3 separate regions of the Homo sapiens genome follow, and all the other regions are linked to region 1. A link is a loop called in an ENCODE intact Hi-C map of the cell type or tissue named here. Cell type or tissue: PC-3. All regions are shown on one strand.

Region 1 (8,000 bases):
GCAGGTGCAGTTTCTTTAAGCAGTTTTGGACCCGGGGAGTGGCAGAGCTTGGATATGAGCTCAGGTTACCTGATCGAGGGCTCTGTCTATCCACACACTCACCACCCAGATTGGCTGGTATTTGTATTTCACCTTATTTCCTTCATCTCTCTTCTTTTAAGAAAGAAAAAGAAGAAGAAAAAAGAGTGGTGGGAGAATGGGAGGGAGGAGGGGGGCCTCGGCTGCTCATAGCTTCCCCACCCTCCCCCAGGTGGACCGTCCTTATGTCACAGCCTCCACCTTCACCATGCAGCATTGCGCATGCCAGTCCCTCGGTAATGCCTGTACACCACCCCGCGATTCCCCAGTGAGAGTCATTCTGCCCACGCTCTGGCCATCCCCTTCCATGTTGGTGGTTGGAGGCCACTGGAGCTGCCTCTGGGAGCTGTTTGGACGCATGCATCCATGGCCAGGCCCCAGGACGCATTGACCATGTGATGCCTGAACTTGTAGAGGCCACACTGTCTCTGACTGATGTCCTGTCCACTGTTTACCGCATTTGCCTTCAAGACGTTTCACTCGGGGGCCATGACCTGCAGGTCCCCCTACCCCATCTCCAGCAGAGGGGCTGTGTGATCCACAGGCTTCTGTTTTATTTGTGAGATTTACACACATTCTCTCAGATGATGCTTATCTGGTTGCGACTTACCCTTTTTGATTCACTGATGTGTTTTTAAGTTTTGTCCATGCTAAGCAGACCCAAATGGCAAACACACAGGAGCAATGAGGTTGCTGCTGGGTTTTCTACCCTGGAGCCACTCAGCTCAGGATTCCAAACTCAGAGGGATGAGTTTGTCCACCCAGGGCCTTGGCTGACTTGCCCACCAAGTCTAGCTCACAATGTAGGGGGGTGTTTCGTCAAAAGGAGAATCTTGGCAAGAGGAAACATGAGTGCTATGTGGCTAAAAAAAAAAATAGAATGTGCATGCCCATTGCCGCTGGTGGAGATACAAATGGGACGTGGTGTCTGGAAGGCAGTGCAGGCGCTTGCACTGAGAGCCCCAAAAATGGCCACATGTTTCCACCCATAATTCTGCTTCTTGAAATGTTCCTGAAGGAAATCCACTAGATAAAAATAAGAAAATGCCTCACCACACTGCTTTATGATCACAAAATGTTAGCAATAACAAAACTTAGGGATTCCATGTCATGATTTATATTACAGCCACATGTGTGGGTATAAGGGCGTTGTTAGAAATTAGGGTTTTAAAAAATGAGGGGAAAGAATGTTTGTGAAATAATGGTCAGTGAACAAAGTGGAAGGCAAAGCTAAAAACTCTATAGCGTGGACATCAATTACGGAAAAACAATCCCCTGGGGAAATTCGCAGAAAGGTAGACTGGTGGGTTCCAGGCGGTGGGGTTATGAGTGATTCTTTTTTTTCCTTTATGCTTTTTTATAATTTTTTTGTTTGCTAGGTGTAAATAGCCATAAGATACGAGTGGCAGCATGCGGGGCTGCTCCCCGGCGCCCTCTGGGCTGGAGTCCGGAGCTCACTCAGGCCATGGCTGGCCAGGCTGGTGTGCAGCAGGCATGAGCTCAGCAAGTGCCCTGGGGAGGGAGCAGGCCGCTGGGCGTTCCGGACATGTATGGCTGGCCTGATTTTGAAGCAAGGACCGCATCACCGTGTCTGTGCCCACTGGGGCTTAACTGGATCATGAGACCCAGCGGCCCAGGGGCGGGATTCTGCTGGTCAATTGAGTGGTCCCCACCAGGGTCTCGGGCCTAGGGAAATGGGGCCCACTGGGAAGAGGTTATAGACCACCATGATGCCAGTAGAAATTATACCTGTTGTTGTATTTTGGGTTCCAACTTGGTGCTGAGCAAAGCCTCTTCTTGGAATGTGTATGATGAAACCAGCCTTGGTTGAAATCTGAAATCTGCCACTTACCAGCTCTGTGGCCTTGGGCAAGTGACTTAACCGCTCTGAGCCTGTTTCTCCATGTGTAATATGGAGATGACACTTGCCAGAACTGGTACTGGAAAGATTAAACATCTCGGAAGCATCTAACACTGCGTGCTGTATAGTAGGCACTTAATTAACTATAGCAACCGCAGGGGGCATGGTCCTGTTGGCAATGGCCGCTGCCTTAACTTGCCTGAATAATTTATAGAGGATCTAGACCTCAAAGCTTGTAAGTAGGAAAGGGCTTTGTTTTTCTCTAGCCTCTGCCCTGACCATCTGTGCATGGGTCTTCTGGTTTCAGGAATACCTCTTGTGCAGATCCTACAGTCTATAGACATCTCTCGGGAGTGGATGGAGGCCCCCAGGTTTCTGTCCCTGGTGGTCACCAGAGCCACTCTGTGCCTTCTCCACATCAAAAAGGACACGGGCCATGAGATACGGCCAGGGTTCTGCCAGCTTTGTGGTGTCTCACAAGTTCACTGTTACTTTTCCTTGGCATTTCATGATGATTTAAGCCATTCTAGAAAACCACCCAAGTCTTTTACTATTTTCATCATTCCCACAAAATCTGCACAGTTGGTTAACTTTAATGGGCCGTGGAGCTGGCATGTGGTGTCTCTTCTCAAACAGTCTTAAAATGATGTATTTTGGATAGAAAAATGTATGTTAACGATTTTAAGGTCATAAACTCCAAAGAGATGATATCTTCCAAAAACAATCGTCCACCCAGGATGTTTGCTCAGTTGCTCACTTTATAAGCATGTTTTGAGTGTGTACTCAGGGTTCAGCCCTGCACTAACCCATGGAGCCGCAGGAGGAGGGCAGTGCCCATTCATTGATTCATGCACTATTTATTATTCATCCACTCAATGTGGATCAGCCTTGTTCTGTGGAGAGGCAGTGCTGCCTAAGGGTTAAGGGCAGGGAGCTCTGACACCAGATGGCCTAAGTTTAAGTCTTCTCTGTCTCCTACTCCTATGTGATTCGGGGCATGTCACTTGGCCTCAGGTTCCCTCATCTGTACAATTTCATGGGCTTGGCCTCAGGATTACATGAGATAAAGAGCTTAGAACCACACCTGACATATAGCAAGTGCTCGGAACAGAGACTCTGATTACCCCAGGTCTCAAGCTGAGTCCCCAAATAAGAAGGGGACTCCAGGGTCCTGGGTCCCAAGGAGCTGCCAAGCAGGCAGTGGCTGAGGCCTGGGGGAGGTAGAGAGTCACAATGGAGTGTGGGCAGTGGGAGCCCAGGAAGGTGCTGGGGAGGGGAGGGGAAACGGGGAGGCTTCCTGGAGAAGTCTAGTTTCATGGGTTGAGCTTTCCCAGGCTGAGATTATGGAAGGCTTCTGGGCAGTAGCTGGATATGGATTCCTCTCTCTGTTCAGAATGCAGAGGAAGCAGGCAGCCTGGGAAGCTGGGGGGCTCTGCTCCACAGAGTCACCCAGGAACCCAGGCTCCCTCTATTGGTGGCTCCACCTCCATCATAGCGCTCCTCTAACCAGGAAGGAACCAGCCCAGGGCTGCCGGATTTTCTCAGCTATGGAGAGAAGACAAAGCCCAGCGTTTCGCCTGAAATCTTCTATTTGCCAGTGCTAGTAGGTGATAACATGATCACATTTAAAAATCATTTTAATTTTAAGCCACATGCTGCAGGCCAGCCATCCCTTAGGGGTGGAGGCTGATTTGCCACCTCCCCACATGGAGAGGGGACAGAGGGTGTGACTCAGATGCTGCACACATCCCCATGGCCAGAATTCAGTCTCATGGCTACTCTTCACGAGGAGGGAGGCTGGGAAATGCAGTCTTTCACTGGTCAGTCATGGGCCCTGCTGAGGCTAGAGGAGGGAGAATGGCTCTAGGGGGACTCTTAGATGCCCGTGATACAGAGAGGAGGGGATGGAGGGGCAGTGGAGGGAAGGAGAGTGTGTGTGTGTGCATGGAGGCTGTTGATTTTGTTAACTGGGTAATATTTTAAAATGCAACTGCCAGCTTCCACGTGTTTTTCAGGATTCACCATGCCCCTGATTTTTCTTGGTTTTCTCAAAGCCAGAGGTTCTGTCCCTGCCGGCAGGGGTGGGACTGGTGGGAGCGGGTGGCTGTCCCTGAGCGGCATCTGTCTGCTGGCCATCCCAGAGGACAGCGGGAGAACCCTGGGATGTGTGGCCAGGACCCTGGACTCCAGGCCTCGCTCTGCCCCTGGCTGTGGAGGCCTGGTCAGGAGACCAGATGGGTGTGAAGTAGAGAGTGGTAGAGTCCCCTGGAGGGGAGGGGATCAGGGCCCACTTCCTAGAGGAACAGTGCTGTTCTGAGTAGAGGGTGTTGGAGACACAGAAGTGTTGTCCCGTGTAGAGGTTCCTTGTGGGCTCAAAGGGGCCAGACCATGAAAGACCTTGAATGCCGAGCCAGAGAGTTCACACTGCACAGGGCAGAAGTCACAAACTAGCAGCCGACAGACTGCCCCTGGCCTGCAGCATGTGTTTTAAAAGTAAAATGACTTTTTAAATGTGATCATGTAATCAACTACTAGCATTGGCAAACCGGAAGATTTCAGGTTAAACACTGGGCTTCGTCTTCTCTCCACAGCTGAGAAAATCTAGCAGCCCTGGGCTGGTTCCTTCCTGGTTAGAAGAGAGCCATGATCTTCATCCTGGTCCTGCCGCAGCACACGCTGCTTGTTTCACCCCCCGACCAACCCCTGCAGACCTGGCTCCTACAGCCCCTCACATGGGTCAGGGGCCAGGCAGGACCTAGTTGGTTGTTGGGTTAGCGTCCGCTAGTGGCCGGAGTGAGGGGTGAAGAGGAAGGGGCCATGATGGGCCCTGCACCTGGGGTCCCGTGAGAGCAGCTGAGTCCGGAGCCAGGGCCACCGGAGGGGGAGAGGTGGGGGAGGGAGACTTGGAGATGAAACTGCTAAGATGTGGCCCCAGCGTGCACAGGGGAAAGAGGATGGCACCCAGGTGGTCCCTGTTCCGAGTGCTGGGTCAGCGGTGGAAATCTACTTGCCTGGCTGGAAAGCTGCAAGAGTCCGCAGAATAACAACATCATGGCTGTGAATGTATTTTTGTATAGACTACAGAGAGCCCAGAAATGTAAGGGATGGGTGAAAAGGAAGATGGAAGTGGAATTAGAGGGTCCCTAATGTTGGCCCCAGCAGTGTACTCACTGGGAGGCTTGTCACCCCAGGGTCACCCAGGGGACTCACCCCATCTCTTCCCTTCATTTCCAGATGAAATACTCTAGATTTGCCCCAACAGACTGGTCAACTAGGTTGTTTTGGGAAGCAGGGAGTGCAGAAGTCACCATTTATTCACTCAGCAAACATGCTATGTTTGTGTGTGACAGAAGTTACACCAGGCACAGGACCCAGTCCTTGCCCATCGGAGCTGACAGGCCATGGGGAGCAGGTAAGGAAGAGTGGGGCGATTAGTAGCAACAGCTCTAGAGACAGATGGCCTGGGTTCGAATCTCAGCTCCATGACTAACTAGTTGTGTGACCTTGGGCAAGTCATTGAAACTCTCTGTGCCTGAGTTTTCCCATCTATAAAATGAAGATACTAGTAGCACCCACCTCAGGGAGTGCCGTGAAGATTAAATAGAAGAATACCTGGCACAAAGGTAATGTCCTAAGTTTTGGCAAATATTGCTGCTCATTTAGTGACTTACTGAGCACCTACTATGTGCCGCACGCTGGGGAGAGAGCAGTGATGGAGGCAGACACAGCCCCTGCCCTCGTAGGGTGGTAGGCAACATGGAATACCGGGGAGCTCCCAGGGGTAGGAGGCGCACCCTCTGGGGGTCAGGCCTCCAACCTTCCCCTGCTCTGAAATCACAGCTGCCAGCCCCGCTCCCCTGCCAGCCAGACCCCCAGTGCGTGCTGCATGTGAAGCTCATCCTGCAAATTGCCCACCCCAATGGCACACTCGGCTCTGGCTCTTGCCAGCTGCTGCTTGGCCTCCCTGATTCTTGGTTTTCCTCATGGTGAAGGGCCCAGCCCCTTCCTCGGGGACAGGTGTGGATGGCATCCAGGCAGCACGGCCAGCTCTTCCAGTGACTGAGGATGGTGATCATACAGCTTTAAACACACCTGCCACTCCCCCGAGGCTGGTGGAGCTAGTGGTCTGTGGTCCACAGAGGTGGAGGGGAGAGGGTGATCTATTGGTGCCTCGGGTGTGTTGGCGGGGGCGGTTAATTAAAAAGGTGGCTGGGAGATGAATTTCTGGAAACACAAATTGGAAACCAGTGGAAGCTATTGATCTGCTTAATGGGAAGCTGATGATATCTGAGCAAGCAGACAGCTCTGGCTTAGGGAGGTGGCGAGAGTTCGATGCAGGCCCCTTCCCTGAACTGACCTGCCTGGGGCCAGCCGGGGACATGGGCCAGGGAGGGGCTGGGGCAGAGCCCTGGGGCCCTGGCTCTACTTCAGAGCATGGGAGCAAGCTGCATCCCTGCGCAGAAGTCAGAGTCCCTTCCGACATCCAGCCCACAGGTTGAGGTAGGGGGGCACCAAGCACCTGATCTGAGCCCCTCTCTGCCACCTCTGACGGGGCTGAGCTGGACAAGGTGCCAATTGTCTTCAGCTCTCAGTTTTCTCATCTGGAAACTTCCGACCTCCCAGGGTGGTTGTAAGGACTAAATGCAGTAATATGTGGGCCGTGGCAGGCACAGCCCTCAGCACCAGGGGTGCAGCCGTGAACGAGCTGTGCTCAGTACCCGCCTCCTGGAGCTTACATTTTAGTGGCAAGCAAGCAAGTCTGCTGACAGTGGAGTGCCAGGGAGGGCATCCAAGCAGGGAAGGCTGCACATGCAAAGGCCTGGAGGGTGGGACCTGTGGCCTGCAGTTGACAGTGGGAGCATGTGACGTGAGGGGAGCTCCGTGGTTACCAATAAATATCTTCAAATCCCCAATCCCCACCCGACCGGGGAAGGACAGTGCTGTGGAGAACCATGGGCTCACACCTGCTCCTTTCCTCCTGCCAGACCCCCGTGAAGCACAGGTTTTCACGCCTATTACTCAGATGAGCAAACAGAAGCTCAGAGAAGGAAACCATGGGCCCAAACCACACGGGTGAGGAAATCCAGCCTCTAATCCAGCCCCCCACCAACACCAACCCCGGCAGCCCCAACATGGGGCTGGGCCCAGGCCTCCGCTCCCCAGCCCATCCCAGTCTCAGGCTCTAGGATGGGTGTTTGTTCGCATGGAAGGCAGAGGTTATTTATTATTATTATTATTATTTTGAGACAAGTTCTTGCTCCATCACCCAGGCTGGAGTCAGTGGCTCCATCACTGACTCCTGGGCTCCATCATTGATCTCCTGGGCTCAAGCAATCCTTCCACCTCAGCCTCCTGAGTAGCCAGGACTACAGATGCACATCACCATGCCTGACTAATTTTTGCATTTTTTGTAGAGACAGGGTCTCGCCACATTGCCCAGGCTGGTCTCAAACTCCTGGGCTCAAGCGATCCACTTGCCTCAGCCTCCCAAAGTGCTGAGATTACAGGCATGAGCGGGCAGAGTTTATTAATCGATGGCTCATGAGTGGGCCCCTGGCTCACTGCACACCCTCCCTCCCACCCCTGCAAGGCCAGAGTCAGTTTCAAAGCACTTAACTCGTGAAATCCTCTCCCAGGATCTGGATGGGGAAGGAGGCCAGTGTTAGTCTCTGTTTATTGATTCCTGGACTTCATCAGGGTTTATCTCTGAAACAATAAAATTGAAAGATGGCCCCAAATTTATATCTCCAGCCTGTACCACTCACCACTCCACTGCTACCCATCCAGCTGCCTCCTCCATGTTTCTACCTGGAGGCCCCACAGACATCATACTGGACACAGCCAAAACAGGACTCTGAGTCTCTTCCCAGCCCTTCCGCCTGCAGCCCAGCCTGACTCCCCTTCCTCTCCCACCCACTGCAATCTGTCGTGGAAACCGGGAGCTCCCTCCAGACAGACTTGGGCCTGAGCACCTCTCCCTGCCAGCCCACCATCTAGCCAGGCACCACCATCGCTCATCTTCCCGGGGCCTTCCCAGACCTCCTTGTTTCCTTTCTGTTCC
Region 2 (8,000 bases), 56 kb before region 1:
CTCCTCTCCCCATCATCAGGCTTCCTGGGAATTCTGTGGAGGGTCTTCAGCCACCAGGGGCTGGTCTGCACCTTGTCCCATGGCCCCCGGGGTCAAGGAGATGCCACAGGTGTCTGTGCGCCATTCCCATCTCACATCACCACTTCACCTGCTGCCGTGGGGACCATGTGATCCAAGTTGCTGTGCATTGATGCTGAATTAGAATTGCTGGAGAGGGAGACCAAGGTCCTTCTAGAACAAGGGGTGTGCACTCAGGCACCTGGAGCACACATTGCTGGGGACTACCTGCCTTCTGTCTCATTTGCTACTGGTGAGCGCGACCAGGCTGGGCAGCACCAAGGGAGGCCGGGTCTGAATCTGTGGGCAAGCTTGGTTCAGTGGGAAAGGCATCCCCTGGGGCTTTCTATGCTGAAGGGTCGTGCAGCATGTGCTCTGACTTCCGTTCTGGAACGTTACTGAAAAGGCAATGAACAAAAAGACAAATCTCTGACTCTGGGTTAAGTAAGTTTTTATTTCTCTAGCTCTCTGGCAATAAAATCCAATTTGGGACATCCAGGGATTAGATTCCTGAATGTGTTTGCTCAAAGCCCTTTGCTCCTTCAGACCCAGGAAGCCCAAGCGAGGCTTTAGCCATCAGCTGCATGGAGTTTAATCCCAAAGTCCCTTTCCTTTGGTGTACAGAGCAGGAAGGCATCACTGTCAATACCGCGTAGTCACAGTCTTCGTGAAAGTTCAAGTGCGCAATACAATCTGATTGTCCAATTTCTTGACATTCAAGGTTGTCTCCTTTGTAATATGGTTGTAATTGATTTCTGAGTACTTGAAAATAGAGCTGGTTCTGGGGAAATAACACTGGAAATACCAAGTAGGGGATGCAGTGAGGCCAGTCGCACCGCTCTCACTTATTCATTCATTCATTCATTCACTCATTCATTCATTTAGTTGCTGCCCAGGTCAGAGTTCTGGAACCATAGACCCCTCCTCTGGCTTTGCTCTTGACTCCTGGGGTGTATTCAAATCCTGGGAAAACAATTGCAGTCAAGGTGATGGAAACAGGAAGAGGGTGGGAAAGGAACCCTAAGACTTCTAAGAAGAGTGGACTTTCTGAATACAGTTCCAGGTCAAAGGAACAGCAGCAAGAGACCCCGGAGGATTGGGCCTGCGGATGTCTGCTGAGGCTGGGGAGGGGATGCTGGGAGCAGCTGGGGCCTCAGGGTCCCCACATCTAGTGTCGTTGTGCAGGTCTCCCGGAGCAGAGGGTTCTGGGCTCTAAGCGTGTGCTCTTCTCGTTGCAGGTCTGAAGGAGAAAGCTCGCGGAGCGTCAGGTATGTGCTTCATCCACCTCTGTCCGTGTGTCTGAATCCTGGCGGTGAGCGGCGTTGATGAAACCATGTGCTTTGATTTCTCCCTGCGGGTCTCCCAGGTCAGACCTCTCCTCCCCTGGCTGCCCCCTTCAGCCCTGGCGTGTGCCCCAAGGGCCTGGGCATGATCTGCAGAGCACGTCTGTTGGCTCTGCATCCTGGAGCAAAAGCCCTTCCCAGCTTCCCTGTGTTTAGAGTGACCTCTGCAGAGATCACCTAGGTTGGTGGTTGTCCCTTCCTTTCTGGGGCTGGTGATGGCCCAGTGTGCCAAGGCTGTGACCCGTCTAGGACCAGAAACTTCTATACCTGACACCCCTGGGGCTGGGCTGGGCGGGGTCAGGGCAAGTCTAAGATGCTTGGTGGTGGGCCCGGCTCTAACCAGCCTCTAACAATGCAGGGGTGTCTCCACGGCAGGCGTAATGCCCCTGCCCATCCTCGCCCCACCAACCGAGGGTAGGTGGGGGTGGACATGGAGTGGGCTTTCTGCCAGAGGCTCTGACTGAACCTAGAAGAGGGTCTGGTCTGAGACAGTACCTGGGGTGTCAGTGCCCCAGCCACGGGGCCTGAGGCCCAGCAGTTCTCAAGGCATGAGCTGGGGGACCAAGAAGGCCATGGTCATGGGAGATGGGGGTCAGCATGGTGAGGCTGGGGATGCGAAGGAGAGGCCAGGAGGCAGTTAAGAGCCCACGGACCCCCAGTCCCCTCTGGCAGCAGATGGACTTCCAGGTCTTAGGGTGGTGGCCTGAGGTGGCTGGTTTGTATTGTGATGTTACAGGCTGGGGAGATGAGATGTCCTGAGCTTGGCCGTGAGGATGCCAGCTGGAGTGGGGTCCTCCAGGTGCCTGCAGAACAAGAGACAGATCTGGGGGAGGCTGCATCCCAGGGAGCCTCTTGGGTGGCAGCACAGGGGGTGCTGAATCTTATACTTGGGGCAGTCGGCTATGTGCTTGGAGCAGGGGACACTGGCAGGGAGTTGGGCTCCAGGGAACCAGAGTCCAGGGAGTGAGAGGCAGGGTCTCGCAGGAAGCAGAGGCATGCTCAGAAGGGGAACTGGAGAGAGAGAGGGTCCCAGAAGGACTGTGTGCAGGGGTGAAGCCCAGGTGAGGGGACTAGCTGGGGATGGTGCACTTGGGCTGGCAAGAGTGGGAGCTAAAGGGATAAGGGGGGGATGCCCGGGGGGATGGATGGACAAAGGCTAGGGTCTGGGGATCCGAGGGAGGGGGCAGCAGGCCCCTTGCAGCCTGAGGTGTGCACCGCCACATGGCTCCACCCTGGAACACAGCGTGGCCCTGAGGAGGAGGAGGGGAGACTGCCCTGGTGCACGATGGAGAAAGCTCTGGAATGTACCATTAAGTGAGCAAAGCAGGGTGTGAGAGTACACATCTCACACTACTTTGGGTAAGAAAGGGCAGGTGTAAGTACGTATATTCTTATTTAATTTGTCAGCAAAAAGAAGCAGGAAGGAAACAGTTGTCTCTTAAAATGGTCCCTTCAGAGGGAGGGCAAGGGGCAGGGCCTCCAGTGCCTGTATGCTTCCTCAGGGCAGACCTAGGAATATTCCTGAGGGTTCTGAACCCTGTCAATGTAATACTTGTTCAAACAATTAATTCAAAACAACAGGTTAGGGAGAGGGTGGGTTGCCAATCCCTGGGGCTGGCTCTGAGGTGGAAGGGGATTCCCACATGGACTCGGAGGGGCTGCAGGCTCAGGAAGGAGATGGCCTCGCAGCCTCTCAGGCCCTCCCTGGCCTGCCTCTCTGGGCTCCTTTGGGATCTAAGCTTCCCCCAATCCCCCCAAGGTGCCCTTCTCCCTCTGTCTTCCAAGAAGGCAGCTGCTTACCTGAAACCCTCATTCTGTGAAAGTTCATGGTGGGCAGCGGGTCCCTTACGGGGTCGCCCTGAGAACAGCCTGCTCTCACTGGTGACCTGAGCGGGGGCTAGTGAACATGTAGAGTGAATACACCCTCGTGGTGGGGATCTGGTCTGCCCCAGCCCCACCCGGCCTGGTGTTCACTCCAGCGGATCATCAGGAAAGCATTTGCCAGGCAGGCGCTGTGGAACCCAGCCCTGGGGGAGGAGGATGGGAACGACATTTCGGTGGGGGAACAGCATGTGCAGGGACCCCAGGAGTGAGCATGACTGGCTGCCTGGGGAGAATGAGGAATGGCCTCTGCGTTGCAGGGGGACTGGCACACAGAGCCGAGCATATGTCCCAGCTCCGAGCCACACAGCTCCCAGCAGGGTGCACAGACAGGAGAAGCCGGGCAAGGGAGATCGCGGATGGAAGTTCCAGCAGGGAAGGCTGTGTTTAGTTCTTCCAGGGCTGAAGAATCCAGCCCCAAAATGCCCTGCCGTGTGGACATCGCAGTAGACAGTGTTGCTGAGGCTAAGATGCTGGGGTCAGATGTGACTCGTCATGGCTTTACCTGCCCTGGCCCGTTGTCCCCATCATGCACAGGCATTGTGTTTCTTCCCATGCAGCTGACGACTTGGCTGCCAGGCCTATGTCATGGGTCACACCCTTCCCCCAGGAGCTGGGCCTCCCTTTTCTCAGGACCAGAGGTCCCAGATCATTCAGATCTACCCTGCCCCCACCCTCTGGACAGAGAGTCACCAGATCTGGGCTTCCAGAGCAGTGTCCGTGCGGGGTCTGCGTCCCCAAACCTGGGATCCTGACTGCAGTTCTCTCTGAGCGCTTCTACCCTCTCCAGACCCGCTAGAGGGGAGGTTGGAAAACTAAAGTGTGACCACGGCCCTCCCCCGCTTCTCCTCCCGCACTCCCCCTGGGCTGACACACTGTGGCAGTGGCCCTGGTGGTCCCTGGACGCCACACCCCTACCAGCGCAGCTGCGCTTCCACAGCCTTCCCATGCGCACCTCCAGCTCCCACCAAATGATGCCACTCGCCTTTCTAAATGCGGCCCATGATTCCTGCGTGCCTGCCCCCTGCTGTGTGTGACTCAGGATGTTTCCTATGTTTAGAAAATGCTCCACTCCACCCCCCGAAGATCCCTTCCTTTCTCAGAGCCCCCATGGCAGCTGCCTTTCTGGAGCTTTCAGGGGAGCTGGGGCTGACAGGGTGGCCTCCTGGTTGTCTCTGTGGCCTTTTATGCTTCACTTTTGATATCCCAGTCCCTTCTGCTTTGTGTCCAAATGACTTAAGCATTTGTCTTTCCTCTCAGGCAGAGGAAGACCCCCAGGACAGGGATGAGGCCCCTGAGTTGTGGCTCGATGGTGCCAGCACCTGTGGGGCACAGAACAGGCACCCAGGGGGTGTCTGTGCAGTGGATTCATCTTGGCCTTGCTGGGAGCCCTGGGCAGGATGCCTTGCACAGAACAGGCACATGTTCATGTGTGTTTGATTGGACTCAGGACTCATAAATATTTTCAGGCCAGAAACCAGAAGGAAGAGGAAAAATGGACCACTCCCATGCTCAGTGGAGACTGCCCCCGCAACACCCTCCCCTTACCAAACACTCACTAAAATTAATGGGCAGAGATTCTGCACTTGAAAAATCAGTGAAGCTGTGTATGGATTTTATTTGCCTAAGGAAAATATGACTGACCTTGAGAGCTCATGGCTTGTGCTAAATATTAAGGACACACAGGGGCAGGGCTTGGGGGCTCACACTTGTAATCCCAGCACTTTGGGAGGCCAAGGCAGGAAGATCATTTGAGGCCAGGAGTCCAAGACTAGCCTGGGCAACATAGCCGGACCCCGTCTCTACCAAAAATAAATTTAAAAAATTAAGGATAGCCCTGAGAGACACCTCCTCCCCACCAGCTCTTGCCCTGCCCCAAGGTCCCTGCTTGGTGAGATTCTTGTTCTTTAGACTCAAATGATCGGAGTTGCCACCTTTCTGGTTTGCTTTTCTTAGCCTCCGGAGCAGCAGGGAAGTGCTTTTGCATGGAGAAGCCTGTTTGTGAATTCACGCTCACTACTTTCCCCTGAGGCAAAACATTTGCAAGATCAGATATATTCATTTTCCACAAATGAAATGACTCATTTTTTGACCATTTTGCAAATGTAGGACTTTGCTCATTGTTCCCCGGGAGGATGTGTCTGCTTTTGACTCCACTAAGAGGAAGGCTCTGGAGGCCCTCAAATGTGAATCTTCTAATGATTTATTTATGGAAGAGGGACCATAGGAAGAGAAGAGGTTTGTGGAGTTTGGAGTCTGCAAAAATGAATGACCGGGTGGAGGGTCTAGAGAGAATGTGGATACTGGTTTGAAAGTGCCAGGGCTTTCTGCAGGGTGCAAGCATTATCTTTTTTCCCCCAGCACTCCGTCAAATCCTTGAAATTAACTCAGCTACATTCAGTCATAGGAATAAGTTCCATTCAATGAGTTCTCACTGTGGGTGGGGGTCTCACCTCATCTGCACAACCACCCGCACCCTTGTAAGAGAGTTATTATTGGCCCTTATTTTTTCAGCTCTGGGAAATTGAGGCTGAGAAGTACAAAACAGCTTGCCTAGGATGACGTGGATTTCGAGTGCAAAGGTGGGATGCTGTGCACCAAAGCCTTCGCAAGTCAGTGTCGCCTGTGGTGCTTGTTGAAAATACAGATTGCCAGGCCCTATCCCTTTCATGCCTCACTCAGTAGGTCTGGGCAGGGTCTGGGAATCTACATTTTTTTGAGATGGGGTCTTGTTCTTGTTGTCCAGGCTGGAGTGCAGTGACGTGATCTCGGCTCACTGTAACCTTCACTTCCCAGGTTCAAGCGATTCTCCTGCTTCAGCCTCCCGAGAAGCTGGGATTGCAGGTGTCTGCCACCAGGCCCAGCTAATTTTTATATTTTTAGTAGAAACAGGTTTCACCATGTTGGCCAGGCTGGTCTCAAACTCCTGACCTCAAGTAATCCGCTTGCCTCAACCTCCCAAAGTGTTGGGATTACAGGGTGAGTCACTGTGCCCAGCCTGAATCTGCATTTTAAATAAGCGCCCACATGATCTTAACAGGCTGCCTGAACATATGGTCTCTCCAAGGAAACAGAATTTCTCCAAGTATGCCAGTGTCCAGTGGCAGACACGTACCCTTCATAAGCATGAGCTGACTGAAGTGCAGAAATTTTGCTTCTAACACTTAGAAGAATTTTTTTTTTTTTGAGACCGAGTCCTACTCTGTCACCCAGGCTGGAATGCAGTGGTGTGATCTCAGCTCACTGCAACCTCCGCCTCCTGGGTTCCAGCGATTCTCGTGCCTCAGCCTCCTGAGTGGCTGGGACTACAGGCGCACACCACCACGCTTGGCTAATTTTTGTATTTTTAGTAGAGACAGGGTTTTGTCATGATGCCCAGGCTGAACTTGAACTCCTGGGCTCAAGTGATCTGCCTGTCTCGGACTCCTAAAGTGCTGGGATTACCACGCCCAGCCCTGACCTTAGAAGCATATTGCATGAGGTGGTCCCATGTAGGTCGCCTCCCCGTCAGGACTCTGAACGTTGACTGGCATTTTCCAAAGGCAACAGCAAGGCTCAGGGCTGGGACAATGAGGAGAGCCCAAGGACTGTTTTGTTTGGGGATGGTGGGGGAGATTCTGGAGACGGTGGGCCTGGTTACCAGCATTGACTCAGCTGGAACCAAGATGTGTGAGTAAACGTAATTAGTCCAAACAAATCCAGTTTTCTGTCTCCATACCAAGGCAAAGCAGCCTTTGTAATTAACTGGGCCTTTTTCCCCAAACCCAAAATGAGAACACACAGTTTATTTTGTTCACAAGGAGGTATGAAAACTGCTGAACGTGGCAGACAAAGCTGGGAGTGTTTGCTGTGCCAGGTAGACAGAGCTGAACTCTTTCTCTCCAGGAAGGAATGGGAGCAGGCTCCAAATGTGAGAGACGGGCTGGGGCTGGGCCGGGTCCCTCTGCCGCTATCCAGCCATGTTTTGGAGGTGCTGGACTGAGGGCTGAGCCGGCGGCCTCTGGAGGCGAGTGGACATTTCTTAGCACGGTGGAATCAAAAGAGTACAGACACTGGGGGCAGATAATCTTGAATTCAAATCCTTTCTCTTTGTCTTACCCTCATGTCACTATGCAACAGCCCCTGAGCTCTCCAAGCCTCAGATTTCACACTCATTTAACAGTCTTCATTGAGCACCTACTGTGTCTTTGTGCTAACTACTAAGGGTGTGAAGACCAATGAGATACAGTTAATTTCTGCCCCATGATGAAATCGGAGCAAAGACTTTAGCCTCAAGGCCATGGACCAATTAAATGAGGCATAGATGGAACAGCACATGCCATGTCATAGCATTCAGTTAACATCCATTTCCTTTCTTCTCCCTCTGCCACAGTCTGTGGAGACGCGGCTGCTCAGAATCCTGAGGGAGGGTCTGAGGCAAGCCCATGTTTACATGAGCAGGAGGTGGTAGCAGCTGCTTGTAGAGTGTGCCCTTTTGGCTGTCCTCCTTCCTTCCTTTGCTCCCCTGGGTTTATGATTGAGATTTCTTGGGCATTCTTGACTGTGGTGGACTTTACTTTTCCATCTCCTTGACTCTGTGCTGTATCCTGAGCAATTTCCTCAGGATGGTCTTCTAGTTCACTAGTGCTTTCTTCAGCTGTGTTCATTCTGCTGTGTGGCCTATGAATTGTGGGTCCCTGAGACCCTTGAATGGCCTCTGGATACCCTCAGCCTGCTTTC
Region 3 (8,000 bases), 310 kb before region 1:
GCTCCAGAAGGGGAAGTGATCTCTGGGAAGTCTTGTAGCGATGGACACTGAGTTGGAGCAGGAGCTGCTGGGACCCCTCCCTGTCCCACGCCATTAGACCTGGGGACTGGCAGCCTCTGGCTAATTTGCCAGGCTCTAATTCTCTCCAACTGCACCCAGCCAGCACTGGTTTTGTGACAAGTTCCTGATTCCTTCTAGATATTTTGCATTATTGAAAGTGTTCCATAAAGTATATTACATTTGCTCCTTTTAAAGGTATATACAAAACGACCTCATATCAAAAACTGGGAGAACAGACGAAAAAGAAATCATGCCATAATCTTCCAGCTGTAATACAATCACAGGCAGCATTTTGGTTTCTTTTCGGTCACTTATGTTTCCTCTCCTAGCTCCTTTCTTACATTGCCTTGAACCTGGTTATTTGGGCACCTCGGGAACCTCCTCCCCTGCCAACACTGGCTAGCACTGAAGCCCAAGCACTGCTCTGTTGCTTCTTCCTGAGGGCTCCGTGTCTGAGCACCTTTCTGCTGGGTTGAAGTTGCCTCCTCATTGATTCTTTCCCTGTCATGGAGTCCCAGGGTATTCTGGGTGCTCCAGCAAGGGGGCGCTGTCTTGGAGAAAGTGAGTGGCTCAGATTGGTTTCCCAGGGGTGGAGCCTGAGGCAGGATTCTGCTGCCCTAGTTTACAGAGAAAGTGCTCTGTTGGGCAGCTGGATAGGGAAGGGAGGCTGCCTGCAGGTTGTCCTGCCTTCAGGCGAAGAGACCAAGCTTTGAGCTTTTGTACCCACTGTCAGGCAGCCATTGGTTCCCCTGGGGAAGGGGATGTTGTGCGACCTCCCGGGCCTCTGGCGGAGACACTCTGTTTTGAATTACGACCTGCAGCTCCCCTGGCTGAGGTGGGGAGGGGATGTGGACCTGCCTGGTGAACAACATCCAGACACAGCATGCACAGTGACTGCCATACCAAGCTGTTCACAGACTTCTCCTTTCCTGCCCCTGACAGTCTCTCCTGGGCACCTTGGAGCCATCTAACACGTGTGCCAGGCCTGGTCCTGCACCAGGGTACACCCTCTCTTATGTGGTCTGGGGCACTTCTCAGTCACAGGTGTAAGGATTCTCAAACAGGTAGATGGGAGTCCTTTCAGGGCCAGGGAGGGCACTGGTCCCTATGCCGTGGAGCTTGGCCTTGGGGCATGCTGTACCCCAGGCAGTTCAGATGACCCCTGGGGAGTCCCTCTTTGCTGAGGGGTGACTGTGGGAGGCCAGAGGCCAGCACTACCCTTGCGTGTGGATGTCCTGGGTCCCTCTCCCTGCCCCAGCAGGGGAAGCTGCAGCAAATCCCCTCACAGGCCTTCGTGGGTGAAGTTGGGCACTAAGGGTGAGGGATGCACGCTGAGCCAAGTCAGAGTGTCATCTGGCCTAGCTGGCTTCTGCTGGGCTCAGGGACCCTGAGCCTCTGGGACGGGCACGTCAGCAGGTCACATGCTGGAAACTTGCACAGGTGAGGCAACAGGGCCTGTAAGAAGTTGCCCCATAGTCAAAATAAAAAATTCACAAAGTGGAAACAACCCAAAAGAGGGAGTTGAATTCGACGGGAGGCCCCCAGTTTGCTCTTCTGTACCTCCTTCACTTGGCCTTCCCTGAGCCCACACCTGTACTTCTGCTCTTTTCGTTGAGAGTGTTTTCCCCTGTACCACTCAATTTGTGTGCATGCTGCATCCCCACACACCTAGGCCAAATCTCTGTCTCCTTCCTTATGCCTGGCCTTAGAGTCACAGGCTTTGGTCGATTGCGTTATCATCTGGGCCTATTTGATGGCATTTCTGGCAGTTAGAAAGTGGGGTGGAGAAACCAGAGCTCCCGCAGGGCCTGGGAGAGGGCACACGGTGAAGACCCGTCCTGCCTGAGCACCAGGGGACAAGCACTGATGGACGACACATATTTCACCGAGGAGGGCTGGAGAGTCACTGAATAAGAGGTGACAAATGTCTGTGACTCTTTTTATTTTTTGAGATGGAGTCTCGCTGTGTTGCCAGGCTGGAGTGCAGTGGCACGATCTCGGCACACTGCAACCTCCACCTCCCAGGTTCAAGCTATTCTCCTGCCTCAGCCTCTCAAGTAGCTGGGACTACAGGCACATACCCAGCTAATTTTTGTATTTTTAGTAGAGACAGGGTTTCACCATGTTGGCCAGGATGGTCTAGATCTCTTGACCTTGTGATCTACCCGCCTCAGCCTCCCAAAGTGCTGGGATTACAGGCATGAGCCACCACACCCACCTGTCTGTGACTCTTACTATGAGCCAGGCACTACTTGAGGTCCTGGGATGTGACAGTGAAGCAGCAGGAGATGCCCTGCTCTCAGGGACTCACAGTTGATTGCCGGAGTTAAACGGTTAATTAAGATGAGATCTGTGGATGCATGTGAGGCAGGAGTAAGTCCTGAAGGAAACAGAACTGCAAGGCATGGAATGTGTTTTGGGGAGGGCGCTCAGCATAAGCCTCCTGGGAGTCGAACTAGGAGTGGAGTGGGGTTGAGTTGGAGGGGACAGCAAGTGCAAAGGGCCGGAGGAGAGATAGAGCTTGTCAGAAGTGCGCAAAGGCAGCACGTTTGGCCAGGGCAGCAGGGCTGGGAGGGAGGGTGGAGAGGTTGGCAGGGCGGGGCCATGTGGGACCTTGTGGGCTGTGGTTAGGAGACAGGAAGGAGAATGCCAGGTCAGATGTGGGCAGGGTTAGACTGGGCCTGGTTTTTGGGCCTCGTTCTCCCTGGCCCCTGAGGGCTGTCTGTAGCTGTGGCCCCTGCAGGGCTGGACCGGGCCTTGCTCAACTCCCTTCACCAGGCCCGCAGCAGGGAAGTGCCAGGAAGTGTCTGTGGACCTGGGTTGACTTGGGCCTTGGGTGATTTTCTTCCTGCTTCCTTTGTGGGTCCCCCACTCTGCCTGAGCTCTGTCAGCCCCACGAGGTGGCTTCCGCTCTGTAGACACTGCCTTTGGGCACCGTTAGGGGCTGGACCCCGCGGGTGGATGGGAGGTGGCGTGTGTCATCCACCACCCTCACCCATCCTTGTTCTTTGTGCAACTCTCACTTCTCTTTTCTTTTCACTGTTGCTTTCTGGCCTGACCCAGGTCCCTGAGTTCCCCTATGGCCTGCCTGCCTCCTGTTCCTGTGTTGTGAAGAGTGGGGAGCACCCCCTCAAAAGCAGTGCCTGCCAGACGCCAGCACATTCTGTGTGCCAGTGGGGCCTCATGCGACAGTGGGAATGAGAAAAATTCACTCTTTCAAAACTCACTGTCAGTCCTTTAATTTTCCTCAAAATAAAAGTTTTCTTCTGGTGTCTGTATGTGGTTTACATATTTTTTTATTTTAAATTGTGGTAAAATATATATAACATATAATCGACCTCCTTAACCATTTTTAGGTGTAGAGTTCTGTGGCATGAAGTACGTTCACAATTGTTGTGCAGCCACCTCCACCATCCACCTTCAGAACTCTTTCATCTTCCCAAATGGACACTCTGTACCCATTAAATAGCAACTCCCTATTTTCTCCTGCTCGGGCCTTGGCCAACACCATCTTTTCATTGTACTCTTTGATGTTTGCCTGTCTCCCAAGAGAACAGGCAGACGCCTAGAGTCTTTGCAGGTAGCAGCTTCCCCCCAGGACTTACTGACACTGCTTTGAGTCATCTGGATGGATGACAAATGCTGTGATATTCTTATTTACACTAGTGTGTAAGGTTTCCTTTTTTGTTTGTTTGTTTTTTTTTTTGAGACAGAGTCTTGCTCTGTCGCCCAGGCTGGAGTGCAGTGGTGCGATCTTGGCTCACTGCAAGCTCCGCCTCCCGGGTTCATGCCATTCTCCTGCCTCAGCCTCCCATGTACCTGGGACTACAGGCGCCTGCCACCACGCCCGGCTAACTTTTTTTTGTATTTTTAGTAGAGATGGGGTTTCACCATGTTAGCCAGGATGGTCTCGATCTCCTGACCTCGTGATCCGCCCGTCTCGGCCTCCCAAAGTGCTGGGATTACAGGTGTGAGCCACCGCGCCCGGCCTCAAGCAATTCTTCTGCCTCATCCTCCTGAGTAGCTGGGGCTACCGGCATGTGCCAACACGCCTGGCTAATTTTAGTATTTTTAGTAGAGACGGGGTTTCACCATATTGGCCAGGCTAGTCTCGAACTCCTGACCTCGTGATCTGCCTGCCTCGGCCTCCCAAAGTGCTGGGATTACAGGCGTGAGCTACTGTGCCTGGCTTTTTTTCTTTTTTTGAGACAGAGTCTTGCTCTGTTGATCAGGTTGGAGTGCAGTGGCCTGATCTCGGCTCACTGCAAGCTCCGCCTCCTGGGTTCACGCCATTCTCCTGCCTCAGCCTCCTAAGTAGCTGGGACTACAGGTGCCCGCCACCATGCCCAGCTAATTTTTTGTATTTTTAGTAGAGACGGGGTTTCACCATGTTAGCCAGGATGGTCTTGCTCTCCTGACCTCATGATCCACCTGCCTCAGCCTCCCTTTTTTTTTTTTAATTGAGATGGAGTCTTGCTGTATTGCCTGGGCTGGAGTACAGTGGCAAGATCTTGGCTCACAGCAACCTCTGCTGCCCAGGTTCAAGCGATTCTCCTGCCTCAGCCTCCTGAGTAGCTGAGATTACAGGCATCCACCACCATGCCCGGCTAATTTTTGTGTTTTTAGTAGAAACGGGATTTCGCCATGTTGGCCAGGCTGGTCTCGAACTCCCGACCTCAGGTGATCAGCCCTCCTCTGCCTCCCAAAGTGCTGGGATTACAGGTGTGAGCCACCACACCTGGCCAAGGTTTCCTTTTAAAGTAATTTTTTAGTAAAGAAGAATCCATTTAATACAATAATAAGAAAAGGGCCGAGCATGGTGGCTCATGCCTATAATCCCAGCACTTTGGGAGGTTGAGGCAGGAGGATCGCTTAAGCTCAGGAGTTTAAGACCAGCCTGGGCAACATAGCGAAACCCTGTCTCTACTAAAAAAAAAAAAAAAAGAAAAGGAAAATAAAGCTGGGTGTGGCACAGGCACCTGTGGTCCCAGCTACTCCTGAGGCTGAGGCAGGAGGATTGCTTAAACCCAGAAGGTCAAGGCTGCAGTGATCCATGATTGTACCACTCTACTCCAGCCTGGGCAACAGAGTGAGAGCCTGTCTATTAAAAAAACTAGGCCGGGTGCAGTGGCTGGCCAGATGCAGTGGCTCATGCCTGTAATCCCAGCACTTTGGGAGGCCGAGGAGGGCGGATCACCTGAGGTCAGGAGTTCGAGCCCAGCCTGGCCAATATGGTGAAACCCCATCTCTACTAAAAATACAAAAAAAATAGCTGGGCGTGGTGCTGGGCGCTTATAATGCCAGCTACCTGGGAGGCTGAGGCAGGAGAATTGCTTGAACCCGGGAGGCGGAGGTGGCAGTGAGCTGAGATTGCATCACTGCACTCCAGCCTGGGTGATAAGAGTGAAACTGTCTCAAATAAATAAATAAGTAAATAAACGAATACAAGTCATACCTGTATGTGACTGGGCTAGGGCAGGTGTCCAACCAAGAGGAGCCTGATGGTGGGGAGGGGCCGTCGGCAGGTGCAGGTGTCTAGGCAACTGCCCTTCCTGGCCACAGCCTGCAGGTCCAGAGGCAGGGGCTTCCAGTGTTGCAGAGGAGATGTGGGGGTGGTGACAGGGGGGATGGACAGAGGGAGCCAAAATGAAAGAACCAATTTTTCTGTTAATCCCTTTGCATACTATGCCCCCACTTAATCCTAAAAATGAACAATAAACAAAACTCCTTTGGTAAGAATGACTGCACTGTACAAATGAGGAGCCTGGGTCCAAGAGCCTCACAGCTGGTTAGTGGCAGAGCTGTGTCCAAAACCAGCCTCAGATCCAGAACCACACTCACTCTCAGATGCCTGGGGAAATGCGCCACCCTTCTCAGATGATTGTTGGTTTACCCAGTTTCCTTCAGCTGGATTTTAAAACTTCAGTAGTACTTTTATTTTTCTGAGACAGATTCTTGCTCTATCACCCAGGCTGCAGTGCAGTGGCACAATTATAGCTCACTATAACCTCAAACTCCTGGGCTCAAGTGATCCTCCCTCCTCAGCCTTTAGAGTAGTTGGGACTATAGATGTGAGCCACCACGCCCAGCTAATTTTTAAAATTTTTATTTATTATTATTATTTTTTAGAGACTCACTATTGCACAGGTTAGTTTCAAACTACTGGCCTCAAGCAATCCTCCTACCTTGGCCTCCCAAAGTGCTGGGACTAAAGGTGCATGCCACCACACCTGGCTAATTTTTTTTTTTTTTTTTTTTGAGACAGAGTCTTGCTCTGTCACCCAGGCTGGAGTGCAGTGGTGCCATTTCAGCTCACTGCCAGCTCCGCCTCCTGGGTTCACACCATTCTCCTGCCTCAGCCTCCCAAGTAGCTGGGACTACAGGCGTCTGCCACCACGCCCGGCTAATTTTTTGTATTTTTTAATGGAGACGGGGTTTCACCATGTTAGCCGGGATGGTCTCGATCTCCTGACCTCGTGATCCACCCGCCTCGGCCTCCCAAAGTGCTGGGATTACAGGTGTGAGCCACCGTGCCCGGCCTTTTTGTTTTTTTTTTTAGAAATGGGGTCTCACTGTTGCTTAGTCTGGTCTCAAACTCCTGGTCTCAAGTGATCCTCCTACCTTGGCCTCCCAAAGTGTTAGGGTTACAGGCATAAGCCACCATGCCTGGCCCAGTGGTGCTTTTAAAAATCAGTATTGGCCAGGCACAGTGGCTCACGCCTGTAATCCCAGCACTTTGGGAGGCCAAGGTGGGCGGATCACCTGAGGTCAGGAGTTTGAGACCAGCCTGACCAATATGGAGAAACCTCATTTCTGCTAAAAATACAAAATTAGCTGGGTATGGTGCTACATGCCTTTTCCTAGCTCCTCGGGAGGCTGAGGCAGGAGAATCACTTGAACCTGGGAGGTGGAGGCTGCGGTGAGCCGAGATTGTCTCATTGCACTCCAGCCTGGGCAACAAGAGTGAAACTCTGTCTCAAAAAGAAAAAGAAAAAGGAAAAAAAAATCAGTAATAGCTGGGCACAGTGGCTCACACCTGTAATCCTAGCACTTTGGGAGGCCAAGGCAGGCAGAATGCCTGAGCTCAGGATTTAGAGACCAGCCTGGGCAACACGGTGAAACCGTTTCTACTAAAATACAAAAAAAAAAAAAAAAATTAGCTGGGTGACGTGCTAAAAATTACAGGTGGCGTGCACCTGTAGTCCCAGCTGCTCGGGAGGCTGAGGCAGGAGAATTGCTTGAATCCAAGAGGCAGAGGTTGCAGCGAGCCTAGATCGTACCACTGCACTCCAGCCTGGGTGACAGAACGAGACTCCGTCTCCAAAAAAAAAAAAATTAGTATTCAGGATACATTTGGAGGTGGGGGCTGATTCAGGTGGATGTTAAAGCCATCCTTCTGCTTGGTCTGGAGGCAGCACCAGGTAAAGGTGGGAGGCCTGTGGCCTTGTTTTGAACTCCGTGTACCCTAGCACAAGGGAGCAGGAGAGTGTCCAGACCAGGGGTTCTGAGCTAGACTACACTAAGGCCCATGTCTAGGGACGTGGCTTCATGAAGGTCACTTAACATCCATGCAAAGGATTCCTCATGTATCAAATGGGGGTTTTAATAGGATTGTTTGGAAGCAAATGAAATGTTCATGATATGTTTCACTCTGTGATTGACACATAAGAAAGCATAGAATAAATGAAAGTTTCAAGATGGTACCAGCATGGTCAGGTTCTGGTGAAGGCTGTCTTCCAGGTTTTAGACTGCTCACTCCTTGTGACATCCTCTCATGGTGGGAAGGGATGAGCAGCTCTGTGGGACCTCTTTTATAAAGGCGCTTAGTCCATCCATGAGGGCTCAGACATCATGACCTAATCACGCACCAAAAGCCCCACCTGTTAACACATGTCATCACCTCAGAGGTGAGGATTTCAACATCTGGATTTCAGGAGGAC

The links. A loop is a pair of places that touch in the nucleus more often than their neighbours do. Peaks named below come from ENCODE experiments on the same cell type or tissue, not always from the same donor. Only the 100,000 strongest peaks of a DNase experiment are listed, where the experiment ranks them.
Region 2: it touches region 1 in a loop (4-fold over the local background); 2 of 110 quality-filtered maps call a loop at or near these places.
Region 3: it touches region 1 in a loop (4-fold over the local background); 2 of 110 quality-filtered maps call a loop at or near these places.

Annotation. Positions count from the first base shown.
Region 1 is chr3:13,101,464-13,109,463 of GRCh38, reverse strand. It overlaps a transcript of IQSEC1 not described here. Among named protein-coding and RNA genes, the nearest start is that of IQSEC1, 32 kb to the right of the region's middle. RefSeq lists an enhancer at 5,394-6,163. In PC-3, CTCF peaks have their summits at 1,495, 3,228 and 3,435 (motif pointing left); a DNase peak (open chromatin) is centred at 2,673; H3K27ac peaks cover 4,691 bases.
Region 2 is chr3:13,157,429-13,165,428 of GRCh38, reverse strand. It overlaps a transcript of IQSEC1 not described here. Among named protein-coding and RNA genes, the nearest start is that of IQSEC1, 88 kb to the right of the region's middle. RefSeq lists an enhancer at 3,563-4,088. In PC-3, a CTCF peak has its summit at 4,295 (motif pointing left); a DNase peak (open chromatin) is centred at 5,338; H3K27ac peaks cover 1,886 bases.
Region 3 is chr3:13,409,236-13,417,235 of GRCh38, reverse strand. The region is part of intron 1 of NUP210 (nucleoporin 210); the gene reads left to right. Among named protein-coding and RNA genes, the nearest start is that of NUP210, 7.1 kb to the left of the region's middle. RefSeq lists enhancers at 492-561, 622-771, 3,172-3,221. In PC-3, a CTCF peak has its summit at 614; a DNase peak (open chromatin) is centred at 3,655; H3K27ac peaks cover 1,807 bases.